Linked DNA regions of Homo sapiens: region 2 is linked to region 1. Evidence: chromatin contacts called from ENCODE Hi-C or POLR2A ChIA-PET data. All regions are on one chromosome and are shown on one strand. Each heading gives the region's core, a stretch centred on a gene start or an enhancer-like site at or near the end of the contact. The rest is flanking DNA. Distances are from core to core; before and after follow the strand shown.

Region 1 (5,751 bases), core at 1,085-3,584:
CCTCCTCACCAACAGCATCAACACCATCAACACCATCCAAGTGTTCACCTGTATCAGGCACTGTGCTACTCATTTCAGGCAATTAGGTTTGTTGATGCTTCACAGCAACCCCAGGTGGTAGATATTTATAACCCCCATGCTATGATCAGCAGACCGAGGCTCAGAGAGAAGTGGTGACTTTCCCAATATCCCACAGCCCAAATTAGAACCTGGTTGCATCTGATTCCAAAGCCCAGCCTCCAAACATCACACCAACCTCCTGCAATTCTTAACTCTTGATTCTTGGAGTTTGGGGATGAGAAGAAGTTCAAAGGCCAGGGTAGGGGTGGTGAATGGAGAGAGAGGAATTAAAATTCATTGAGAATCTACAGTGCACAAAGTAGCTTAGACTTATTCTATTCCTGTTTATAATTCTTTTTGAGACAGGATCTCCCTTTGTCTCCCAGGCTGGAGTGCAGTGGCATGAACATGGCTCACTACAGCCTCAACCTCCTGAGCTCAAGCGATCCTCCCACCCCAGCCTCCCAAGTAGCTGGGACTACAAGTGCATGCCACCACGCCTGGCTACTTTTTGCATTTTTTGTAGAGACAGGGTTTTACCGTGTTGCCCAGGCTTGTCTCGAACTCCTGAGTGCAAGTGATCTGCCTGCCTTGGCCTCCCAAAGTGCTGGAATTATAGGTATGAACCACAGTACCCAGCTATTCCTGTTAATAATTCCATGAGTGAAGAATTATCATAGTATCCCAATTTTACAGATAAGGAGGCTCAAGGAAGCCAGAGGTCCAGGGGTGAGGTGAATTCTGAGTGTCACATGGCTTTCCTGTGAGAGCAATTTTCTTCCAACCCAAGTCTCTCAGAAGTCAAAGCCAGTATCCTGTCCACTGTACCATGCCACCCGCTGGGTCAACCACCAAAAACAGGTTTCTGGACTTTTCCCATGCCCTCCAGCCCTGGATCAGAGTCCTGGCTCTTGGAGGGCTCTTGTAGCCTCTTGGATGGTAAGCCGCTTGGATGTGGTGGACACAGTCCAGGGGGATGTCCTCGTGAGGGGCTGCAGAACTCAGCCTTGCTCCTGCCCCAGCTCTGCCAGAACAGAGGATGAGGATGGTGTCATGACTGGCCTCCATCATCACAACCCATGTTATCAGGTGGTCCCTAGGCAGGTGGGCTGGCTTCAGGGGAAGGGGCTGCCTGTTCAACAGGGCTCCTCCTCAGGTCGCTAAGTTGGTGAAGTGTGCGGGTCTCGAGCCCACTTCCCAGGTTTTCTCTCAGCACAGCCCAGTCATGCAGGAGCATGCAGGAGAGGCCTCCCTCGGGGGTCCCGCCATGCAGCGCGGATGGCTGGATGGAAACGGATCATGAGGTTGAGAGGGGCCTCTATGTCACCGGGCCTGAGGGCTCACCTACCTGGAGAGACTCCCCACTCTGGAGGCCTTACCTTAAAGAGGGACATTCACACTGAAGCAAACTTGAAAAAAGAGAACATGTACACAAAGAGAAGTTTACTTGGCCAGCATTTCCCTCATTGCCTCTGGCTTTCACTGAGGACAACTAGGTTTCTGGGGAGGCAAATCTCTCCCTCCTACGCTGGCTTCCCCCCATTCCAGTGCTGAAGCCCTGGGAGCCAGAGTCTCAGAGCTGAACGCTTTTGAGGGGAAGGAATGGGTACACAGCGGAGAAGCCAGGAGTGAGCAGAACATCCCCAAGATCTGCAAGGTCAGATGATGCCCTTCAACCACACCAAACACATCGCTCTGCCCCTCCAGTCCCCAGAGAAGGCAAGCCCATCAGTAACACAAAAGCGAAATGTGCTACTGTTATTGGCAATTAGACAAGGCCATCATCTTGGGATGAAATCCCCAATGGGATAGACCAGTGAATTCTAGGGTTGGAGATTTTCTCCAGCATCGAAGGCTTTGGCTCCAGCCTTGCTGGCTTTCCTGTCTCCCCAACCCCTCAGTGCTGGAGTATTTGCCACCAAACAGCCCCCCACTGTGTGTCCTTGCTCTGAAGCAAGCCACCCCCGGAAAATTGACTTGAGTACATGATGGTGCAAAGTCTTTGGTTTGGTGTTGATGGCACATCACTTGCACAAACTCAGTTCATTATGTGGGTGGACAGAGGGTGAACAAGAGGAATACAAAAGGGAAAGTGGAGGAGGGAGAGTACGTAAGAGAGCTGAGAGAACGAAAGACAGGAAAGTCTCCACGCTGAAGCAGAGGCCACTGAAAACTGCACTGGGTGGGGGTTAGTACAAAGGGATGTTGGCCTGTAGTCAGGAAACCCAGTTGGACTAGTGACAGCTGGTGAGTCAGGGCAGGGGTTAGACAAGGGAGGCTTAGGAGCCGGGGGAGCAGAAATCTCAGCTTAGCAGACATCTCAAGAAGGCAAAAGCCTGGGGGGAATAGAAGCCAACTGAGGTATGTGATGGAACCTGACCAGAGGCCAAATTCCAGCTATGAATCTGGACAATCTCCTTGGTGATAGCTTCAGAGGGGCGAGGCTTCCTGTGCAGGAATGGAAGTCAGGCCTGAAAGCTGTTGTGCTGTTGCATCCTCGGCCTCTGTGGTGGTGACCCAGGGGTCCCCAGCCTCTAGCGAGCCAGCCTGGGCAGAGTACAGCCTTGTTGTGCCTGGCAGGTTCTTCCACGAAGGGGCTCTGTCCTTGTAGTGAGAGTGGAGAGGGTCAGGAGCTCTGCAAAAATATGCCACTGCATCCTGGCTCTTGTAAGTGACATGACCTCTCCCAGCCTCACCTCCAGCACCAACCACCTGACAAAACCAGGTCCTCCTTGTATCAGACAGGCAGGGCACCCCCCGCCCCGGGTCACCCAGATTCAGTATGGCCAGCTGAGGAGTGGGGTAATTCAGGTTTCTGGAGACTGGTGTCATTCTAGTATGATGCCAAAAGGGCATGGCTTGGAAGCAAGTGGAGGTAACACACGACAGAGGAAACCTGGAGCTCCCTCAGGGGCTTCAGGCACTTGACTGAGTCACCTTGGAGGTATTCAGTTTTACCAGATTAGGGCACTTGTACAGCTGCCTTCCTTGCTTGTTTAAACACACGCCCAATGTCTCCTTGAGGCCACCATCAAATTGCAAGGCTGATGGTGTTTGCTCACAGACTTGATCCTTTCCCTTCTCACGGTGTCTTGCCTTTGACCTGGAGTCTGTCAAAGACCCAGGACCAACAACTGCACATTGTCCCTGGCTGCTTGTGATCCAGTAACTTGGAGGTTTTTTCCCAATGTCGGGATCTAAACCAGTTTTCCCTCTTCCCTCTGTCAAAGCCCTTTCTTTCCCAGCTCTGCTAGGAAGGCATCTCACATGTCCTCAAGTTATTTGATACCTTAAGCCCAAGGAAATCCTGTCTTGTGATGGCAATCTGCCCCCTGAATAGAAGCCACCTCACCACAACCTCTGTGGGGTGCACCTCAGCTTCCCCGTGTCTCTCAGTGGCCTCTGTGGGGTGCGCCTCAGCTTCCCTGTGTCTCTCAGTGGCCTCTGTGGGGTGCACCTCACCTTTCCCGTGGCCTCTGTGGGGTGCACCTCAGCTTCCCTGTGTCTCTCAGTGGCCTCCGTGGGGTGTGCCTCAGCTTCCCCATGTCTCTCAGTGGCCTCTGTGGTGTGCACCTCACCTTTCCCGTGGCCTCTGTGGGGTACGCCTCAGCTTCCCCATGTCTCTCAGTGGCCTCTTTGGGGTGTGCCTCAGCTTCCCCGTGTCTCTCAGTGGCCTCTGTGGGGTGTGCCTCAGCTTCCCTGTGTCTCTCAGTGGCCTCTGTGGGGATGAAGCTCAGCTTCCCCGTGTCTCTCAGTGGCCTCTGTGGGGTGTGCCTCAGCTTCCCTGTGTCTCTTAGTGGCCTCTGTGGGGAGTGCCTCAGCTTCCCCGTGTCTCTCAGTGGCCTCTGTGGGGATGAAGCTCAGCTTCCCCGTGTCTCTCAGTGGCCTCTGTGGGGTGTGCCTCAGCTTCCCTGTGTCTCTTAGTGGCCTCTGTGGGGAGTGCCTCAGCTTCCCCGTGTCTCTCAGTGGCCTCTGTGGGGATGAAGCTCAACTTCCCCGTGGCTCTCAGTGGCCTCTGTGGGGTGCACCTCAGCTTCCCCATGGCTCTCAGTGGCCTCTATGGGGATGCACCTCAGCTTCCCTGTGTCTCTCAGTGCCCTCTGTGGGGTGCCCCTCCACTTCCCCATGGCTCTCCAGTGGCCTCTGTGGGTGGCCATCTGTTTTGCCTGTGGTAAGGCTGACTCTGCTTATGCAGCACAGAGTTGTCCTCACTGCTGGTACCTGAGCTAGGCAGGCACCCACATCCCCGGGGTCAACCCTGAGTTGGTTACAGGGGCGCGATGGCGTATGAAAACCTCAAGTGAGTTTTCCCACTAGTCTTTTGAGGCTTTCTGAGATGAGAAATGCAGTATGTGCATCACTGCCATGGGCTTTAATCCTTGGGCTTTATTTATTTCTGCTTTTTCTACACAAGCCCACGGATGACTCGGGCTGGTGCCATTGACATTTTTCAGAAAAGAGCTTTTGATTTAGGGACAGATTTGGGTCACTTTTCCAACCTGCTAACTAGATGTGGACCACTCTCGTTTATTTTTTTTCCCCAATTTTGGTATTTCTCCTGAGAGAAATCTCTAGTGCCAAGGTTGTAAATGTCAGACATTTAAATAACTTGAAGAAGTCTTGAAAGACCTGCAGCTGAGAACTCTCTAAGGATCAACATTACTCAGCTCAAAGTGTGGCCAGAAACACCTCTTACACAACGTCAGCTTTCCGTTTTAGCCTTCCTTTTTCCAGATGTTCTAATTCTCTCCTCCCAACTGAATTCAAACCTACCTAATCAATACCCTCTCCCCTGACCCCGCCCCCCTCCACAGCACTGAGCATTGAGGTTAACTCTGAAGGTCTGGGGAGGCAGGGAGAGTGGGAACATGCACAGGAGATCACTTCAAGGCAACGATGAAGTCAGTCTTTAAGAAGTCTGACTGAGGCAGTTTTGAAATCGGTGGGAGCTCCTGGACAGCCCCATCCTTTCTCTTTGCCATCCTCTCAGGGGGTGATAAGGACCCTGAAAGCTTCCTTGACCCTCCAGGCAAAAGAAAGCAAACAGGGTCTTTCTGGCTCTTTAGTCCCAAGGGGGAGCTCCCAAGAGGCCCAAGGACAGAAAGCACAGGTCCCTTTTGCTCTAGACATCCAGGCAGAGGTGGACTCCTGCCTGACCCCTGACCCAGGGATATATTTCCTCCTGCTGGCTCCCAGACCCCCTCATACCCCTGCCCACAGGAACACCTTCACTTCTGGCCAGGGAGAGCTTTAAGGGGCTCCCTGCCTGTCTGAGGCAAGGCAATGCCTGCGTGTTAGTGGAGTAAGTCACGTGCCTGCCTCCCTCCCGGTTTGTCCTTCCCTCTCTTCCTTTCTGTCTAGGTTTTTCCCCATCCCTCAGACCCACACCTGTTCACCTCACCCCTGTTCTTCATACCCTTCCTGCCATGTGCTGCTCAAAGAGGGATGCCTCTCAGAAGGCCTGCACTTTCATTGGCTCAAAGTCTCAAACTAAAAGTTGGGAGTCCCAGTGAGGGATTCCTGTGAAGGGAAGGGCTTTGGCAGTGTTCTGGAATCTGCTATACCTCAGGGAGAGACGATTCTTCATGAATCCACACTCTAAAACCTCCTCTGTGCCTTTTATGATTAAGGTTCTTCCCTACTTCCTTCCCACCTCGTGGCCTCTCAATAAAAACCCCCTGGCTTCCTCTG
Region 2 (5,751 bases), core at 1,511-4,010, 88 kb before region 1:
CCCATGAAGTTGAGAACCAAGAGATGGTGGTCTTGGACATCAAAAGAAGAGAGGCCACAGAGAAGAAGGAGTGATCTGACCACTGCATCGAATGCTGCTGGGAGGTGGAGGAGGATGAGCACTGAGAAGTGACTGCCATGCATCAGTTTGCAGCATGATAACCATTGGTGGCTCTGACGGGAGTGGAGTGATGGGGCAGAAACCTAACTGAATGAGTTTAAGAAATAAGGTAAGGAGAGGCCGGGCACGGTGGCTCACGCCTGTAATCACAGCACTTTGGGAGGCCGAGGCGGGTGGATCATGAGGTCAGGAGATTGAGATCATCCTGGCTAACATGGTGAAACGCCGTCTCTACTAAAAATACAAAAAAAAATTAGCCGGGCGTGGTGGCGGGCACCTCTAGTCCCAGCTACTCGGGAGGCTGAGGCAGGAGAATGGCGTGAACCCGGGAGGCAGAGCTTGCAGTGAGCCGAGATCGCGCCACTGTACTCCAGCCTGGGCGACAGAGCGAGACTGTCTCAAAAAAAAAAAAAAAAAAAAAAGAAAAAGAAATAAGGAAAGGAGAGGAAACCCTCCTTGCAGAAGACAGTGAGTTCAGACAACTCTTTCAAGGAGTTTTGAAATACAGTGGAGCAGAAGAATGAGGCTCTACAGGGTTGTGAGGTGATGGAAAAGTTTTGGGGTTAGGGATTGGGGAATGGAAGACCATGTGTCATGGATCACCCAGCCAGCATCTGGCGGGGAACAGCCGTGGGGTCAGAGACCTCATAGCTGCAACCTTGCCAGCCTAGGGTTGCCCATAACTACTCCGTGTCATTTTGGCTGTGGCCAGCGCTGGCTGTCATGTCTCCAAACCTGATGGCCCCCTAGGTGGGAATCTCCCAGGATGTGGGTGCAGCAGCCACCCAGACTTCCCAGTAGGAGGAAGCCTTTCTGACCTGCTGTGTCATGGACTGTGTGGCCAGTCCATGATGATCTCTTTCTTTAAAGCAAGTGACCCACTTCTAAAATAATTCCAAGAAAGACAACCACTTTTGTTGGTAACACTGAGCATCTGTGCTGACGGTTGCGTAGCCATGTCTGTATTGGTCATCTGCCTTCCTCTGCAGGAGAACTTCACATTCTTCTAAGCTCCTTCACAGACGGATCTCATTTGGATCTCCAAGCCCCCATGGGGTAGAAGGGGTAAACATTATTTCCGTCATTTTATAGTTGGAGACCAGAAAGTTTAGAGACTTGACCAGGGTCACACAGGAAGCTGGTATTAGGGTCCAGGTATCCTGATCCAAGACCAGTGATCTGGATTTTTTCGGGTTGCCTGGGTAGCCAGCCTGCTCTCAGCCCTGTGGAGTATCAGAAATGTTTTGTCTACAGTGGGGTTCAGGGCAGGGTCTGAGCCTCATGAGCCCACATATGTTCCACACGTGGTGGTATGGCAGGTGTCTTTAAAGGTCAGGTCCAGACAGCACCATCAGGAAGCTCTGACCCAGGCCGAAGACCCCCCCCCTTAGGCGTGAGGGGGCCTGAGAGAACCATCAGATTAACACTCCATTCCACATGCAGGGCCTTCGAGCCTGAGAGCAGGTGGACACCCAATTTAATGTCTTGGATCCCAGCACAGTTGCCACGTCTTTTCACAGATTCTCCTTACTGGTTTACTCTGGATTTCTCAAAGTCTTGACAATAATGGCAATGAGACCTCGGCCATGTGTCAGTTCCTTGGGCCGTGTCACTCTCAGGCCTCGACTCTCACCTTAGAGAGGTTTTCTTTCTCACAGGGGCCCAGCCCCCTCAACACTCTACCCTGGATAAAGTCTGGCTTCTAGCATTACCCCCAAGTCCCTCTCCTTTCTAGGCCTTTCCACCTTGCTTCCCAGGCCTCTGGAAACACAAGACCTGCCTTCTGCCCTGAGGCTCCTTACAGGGCAAACAGCAGCTGCTTTTCCTCCTGGGGGAAATCAGTACTTCAGAGGGAGTGGCTCAGAAGGGCATAATTGCTGATGAGGACATTTTGGGTAGCTCCCAGAGCTCTGTGGGGACAGACGGCCTTCACAGTAAGCTTCAAATACTCTCTCTACACCTATGCCATGATACTGTGCTTTCCCTTCCAGCTACTCAGTCAGCTTTATTGGCTTTCTCTGCCCCTGTCTCTGTCCTCCCTCTCTCTTCTCCAGGCATAGCACCCATCACACTGACTGAGTCATCCGGAAAATGTGAGAAATCACTTAATAAAGAGCTGCCCTGGGGAAATGGACAGGTAAATGGCTTTAAATAAAAGATTTTGTCTTACGCTTAATTTAATAAGAACTATGCCCCAGTACCTTCACTAGTAAGAAAGATAGACAGCAGATAAGTGGAAGAGATGAACAAGCTGTCAGCACCAGAGCATGTAATCTCTGTGAGCTGAAGTTTCCCTCTCCGGATACAAATGGGGCCATGCCAGGGAAAGCAGCTCTCTGCTTTGCCCTGTAGAGAGGAGCAGGGACTGGGAACCAGGCCAGCCTGATGTCGATTCCAGATCCAGCACTTACTAGCTGTGTGACTTTGGGGAAACTACTGAGTTTCTCTGAGTTACATCCAGGAAACAGGGGTGACAAGGCCTATTTAACATGTCCATTCTACAAATATATGGGAGGTGCCAGACACCATGTTAAATGCTGGGGACACACAAGAAGGACCAGCTGTCAGAAACGCCACAGGCAGAGGTGAAATGGCAAGAAGACTGGAGCAATAGGGACTGAGCCAGTTCACAGAGGGGCTGGACAAGCTACACCATCACAGGGGAAGAGGTGCAGCTGGCATTTGATGGCACGTGGTCAGGAATCCTGGAAAATCAGATTCCTGTCCTGCAGATTATTTCTTCTCCCTTCCTCTCAGCCCCACAAAGTTCCCATTGGAAGGAACAGGAGCCAAATAGGAATCGAAATTGCACTCAATTGCTGCACAAGTGCAGGTCTTCGGTTGGGTTGAAGCTTGAGGCTTAGACGCTAAGCTGAATAAGATATCCTGCTTCCCCCCAGGCCCAAATCCAGTTTGTGAGCTCACCAGCTTCTGGCTGGGATTGCATAGCAGAAATCAGAGGTAGAGGGGAATTAATACAGCCAGGTTTGTACAGTAAAATATGGACTCATTTACTAAGTCAACTTGCTCCTCAGCTGGATGCAGAAAGACACATGGACGCACATGATTCATTAACGCACGGCATGCCTGCCTACTTCTCTATGGCACCAAATCGGCAGTTCTCAATGCTGAGCTTCCCAGTTAATACTTCTTGAAAGAGAGTTGGGAAGAAGCAGCAGAGAGGACCTTAGTAGGAGTGGAGGTTATAATAAATTCTCCTTTCTCCTAAATGAATCAGATTAAGACTCTGAAAGCCTAGTGGGAAACACCAAAGGCTATTCAGCCAGGTAAGTGGCAAGATAAGATTTGCATCTTTAAGGAGTACATCTGCCGGTTTTCTTCCCTCACGATCAACCAGGAAGAAATGTGAGATAGAAAACTGTGAGGACACCCTAGCATGACAGAAACTGTTTTGATTTGTGGTGTGGGAAGTGACTGGCCTGGGGCTAGACGTGTTCTGGCTTCTAGCACTTCCTAGGAGGCTAAACTGAGCAGTGAACTGCTGGAGTTCTGCTCCTGCTTTTCTACCACCATTTCTCTGGTCAGACAGGTGCTGTCCTCATACCTCTGGTGCCTCAGAACTAAAATCAGACAGAGCAGGAGCCCTGCGCTCAAAAGGAAGTGACAAAAATATGTAGGGACCAACTGGCCTCCTTTCCTACTCCATCTCCTTCCAGTCCTAAGGGCTTGGAAATTACACCCTAGGGAGTGTCTCCTCCTAATGCACTTCTCAGTCTGGGGCATGGGAGGAGGAGGAGAAAAGACCAGAAGTGGCCTGGCAGTTCTTTTGTAGATTGAGCAGTGATTGACTGTGTTTTATGGGAGTGAGGACAGACCTGTGTTATGACTTTAGTGAGTTCTGTGTACCCTTCCCTCATAAAATATATTAAAAATCATATTTTATAGCTGCATTGATATAAAGATGAAAATAATCCAGGCTGGGCCGGGCGCGGTGGCTCACGCCTGTAATCCCAGCACTTTGGGAGGCCAAGGCGGGTGGATCACCTGAGATCGGGGGTTCAAGACCAGCCTGGCCAATATGGTGAAACCCATCTCTACTAAAAACACAAAAAATTAGCTGGGTGTGGTGGTGGGCACCTGTAATCCCAGCTACTTGGGATAATGAAATGGGAGAATTGCTTGAACCCAGGAGGCGGAGGTTGCAGCGAGCCGAGATTGTGCTACTGCACCGCAGCCTGGGCACAACAGAGCAAGACTCCATCTCAAAAAAAAAAAAAAGAAAAAATCCAGGCTGAATTCGTTCATTGTTCTATATTCATTACTATTATACTTATTTCTTTCTTCAGCTAGTGAAATAAACTAGAAATAAAACACTTCTGTGGGTGCTTAAAAATGTTGTGGACCCTAGGCACCGTGTGTGCTGCAGCTGGTAGATAAGCTGGGCCTGGGTGCGGACTGTGGTTTTCAGGTGCTGGAAGCTCTCTCCACCCTCAGGTTTATTCATTGCCATCTCTTGAGTCTTCTGAAATCTTCACAGACTAGAATCTGGCCCTCCCCACACAGTTATTGCCTGACACATTAGCCAGTACCCTTAGGAGAAAATGAGCCCCCAGCCCAAATAGGCCGGCAATTTGAAAAGCTTGTAATATAAGAACCAAGTAGAAGTATTAGTTAGGAGCTTGTACTCTGATTAAAGAACACAATAGATGGATAAATAGCAGGATGATTACAACCTAGAAATGAATTCCTAAGCCCAAAATTGAAATGGAAAAAAGCTCTCAAAGAGAAAAAGGAAAGAATTAGAACACATGCAAGGGAAGTTAGGGGATATGAATTTGAGAGGTGGAAATGCTAATGTCTGTTTAATAGGAATTATGAGAAAGAGAAAAAGGGATAAAATACCTTATGAAATAATAGATATGTATTTCCTGAAATTAAAAAAGAAAAACCGAGCAACCTCAGATTGAAAGGACCTATAAGAGCACCAAAGAGGAGAAAAAAGGGAAGACTCATACCTATCTATAATGCAGTGAAATTTAAGACAATCAAGGACAAATATTCTAAAAGCCTAGAGAATTCATCAGGGTGCCTGGATATAAAATTAATATTCAAAAGTTGGTCGGGTGCGGTGGCTCACGCCTGTAATCCCAGCACTCTGGGAGGCCGAGGCAGTCGGATCACAAGCTCAGGAGATTGAGACCATCCTGGCTAACACAGTGAAACCCTGTCTCTATTAAAAAAATACAAAAAATTAGCCAGGCGTCGTGGTGGGTGCCTGTAGTCCATTAAAGAATATAAAATATGCAGGCATAAATCTAACAAGTGATGTTGAAGAACAGGGGAATGTTATTAAGAGATACTTAAAATACATAAATGGATGGAAAATACTTAATTTATGAACTGACAACCTGATTATCATAAAGATGTCAATTCTTCCCAATATGATCTATAAATTAAATGCAATTCCATTGAAAATCCATTAGGAGGCTTTTAAAAATGGAACATGAGAAAACAATTCTAAAATTTAATTGAAAAACCAAAGGGCCAAGAATAGGGCCCTTCTGAAGATGAGCAGGAAATTGCCTTACTGCATATCAAGACTTATTTTTAAGCTCTTGTGGTCAAAACAATGTGGTATCCCAGGGAGGTGTAGGTATAGACAAATTGATC

What was found. Hi-C counts contacts between places; a loop is a spot of excess contacts on that map. ChIA-PET counts read pairs that join two places held with the same protein, here RNA polymerase II (POLR2A).
Region 2: a map of endometrial microvascular endothelial cells shows a loop between it and region 1 (4-fold over the local background). The contact joins two enhancer-like sites. A Hi-C loop is called at or near these places in 1 of 168 maps with a recorded cell type or tissue (endometrial microvascular endothelial cells). POLR2A ChIA-PET finds 5 or more read pairs at or near these places in 4 of 52 experiments (AG04450, GM12878, OCI-LY7 and 1 more).

Annotation. Positions count from the first base shown.
Region 1 is chr2:46,161,659-46,167,409 of GRCh38, reverse strand. All of the region lies in intron 14 of PRKCE (protein kinase C epsilon), which reads right to left. Among named protein-coding and RNA genes, the nearest start is that of EPAS1, 130 kb to the left of the region's middle. Within about 2 kb of position 2,334, at least 17 of the 41 ENCODE cell types and tissues checked have a DNase peak (open chromatin) inside an H3K27ac peak, as active enhancers do.
Region 2 is chr2:46,249,685-46,255,435 of GRCh38, reverse strand. The region is part of intron 1 of LOC101926974 (a long non-coding RNA gene); the gene reads right to left. LOC105374581 (a long non-coding RNA gene) reads left to right here. Exons shown (of 3, transcript XR_940052.3): 2 at 1-229; 3 at 2,175-3,026. Among named protein-coding and RNA genes, the nearest start is that of EPAS1, 45 kb to the left of the region's middle. Within about 2 kb of position 2,760, at least 6 of the 41 ENCODE cell types and tissues checked have a DNase peak (open chromatin) inside an H3K27ac peak, as active enhancers do.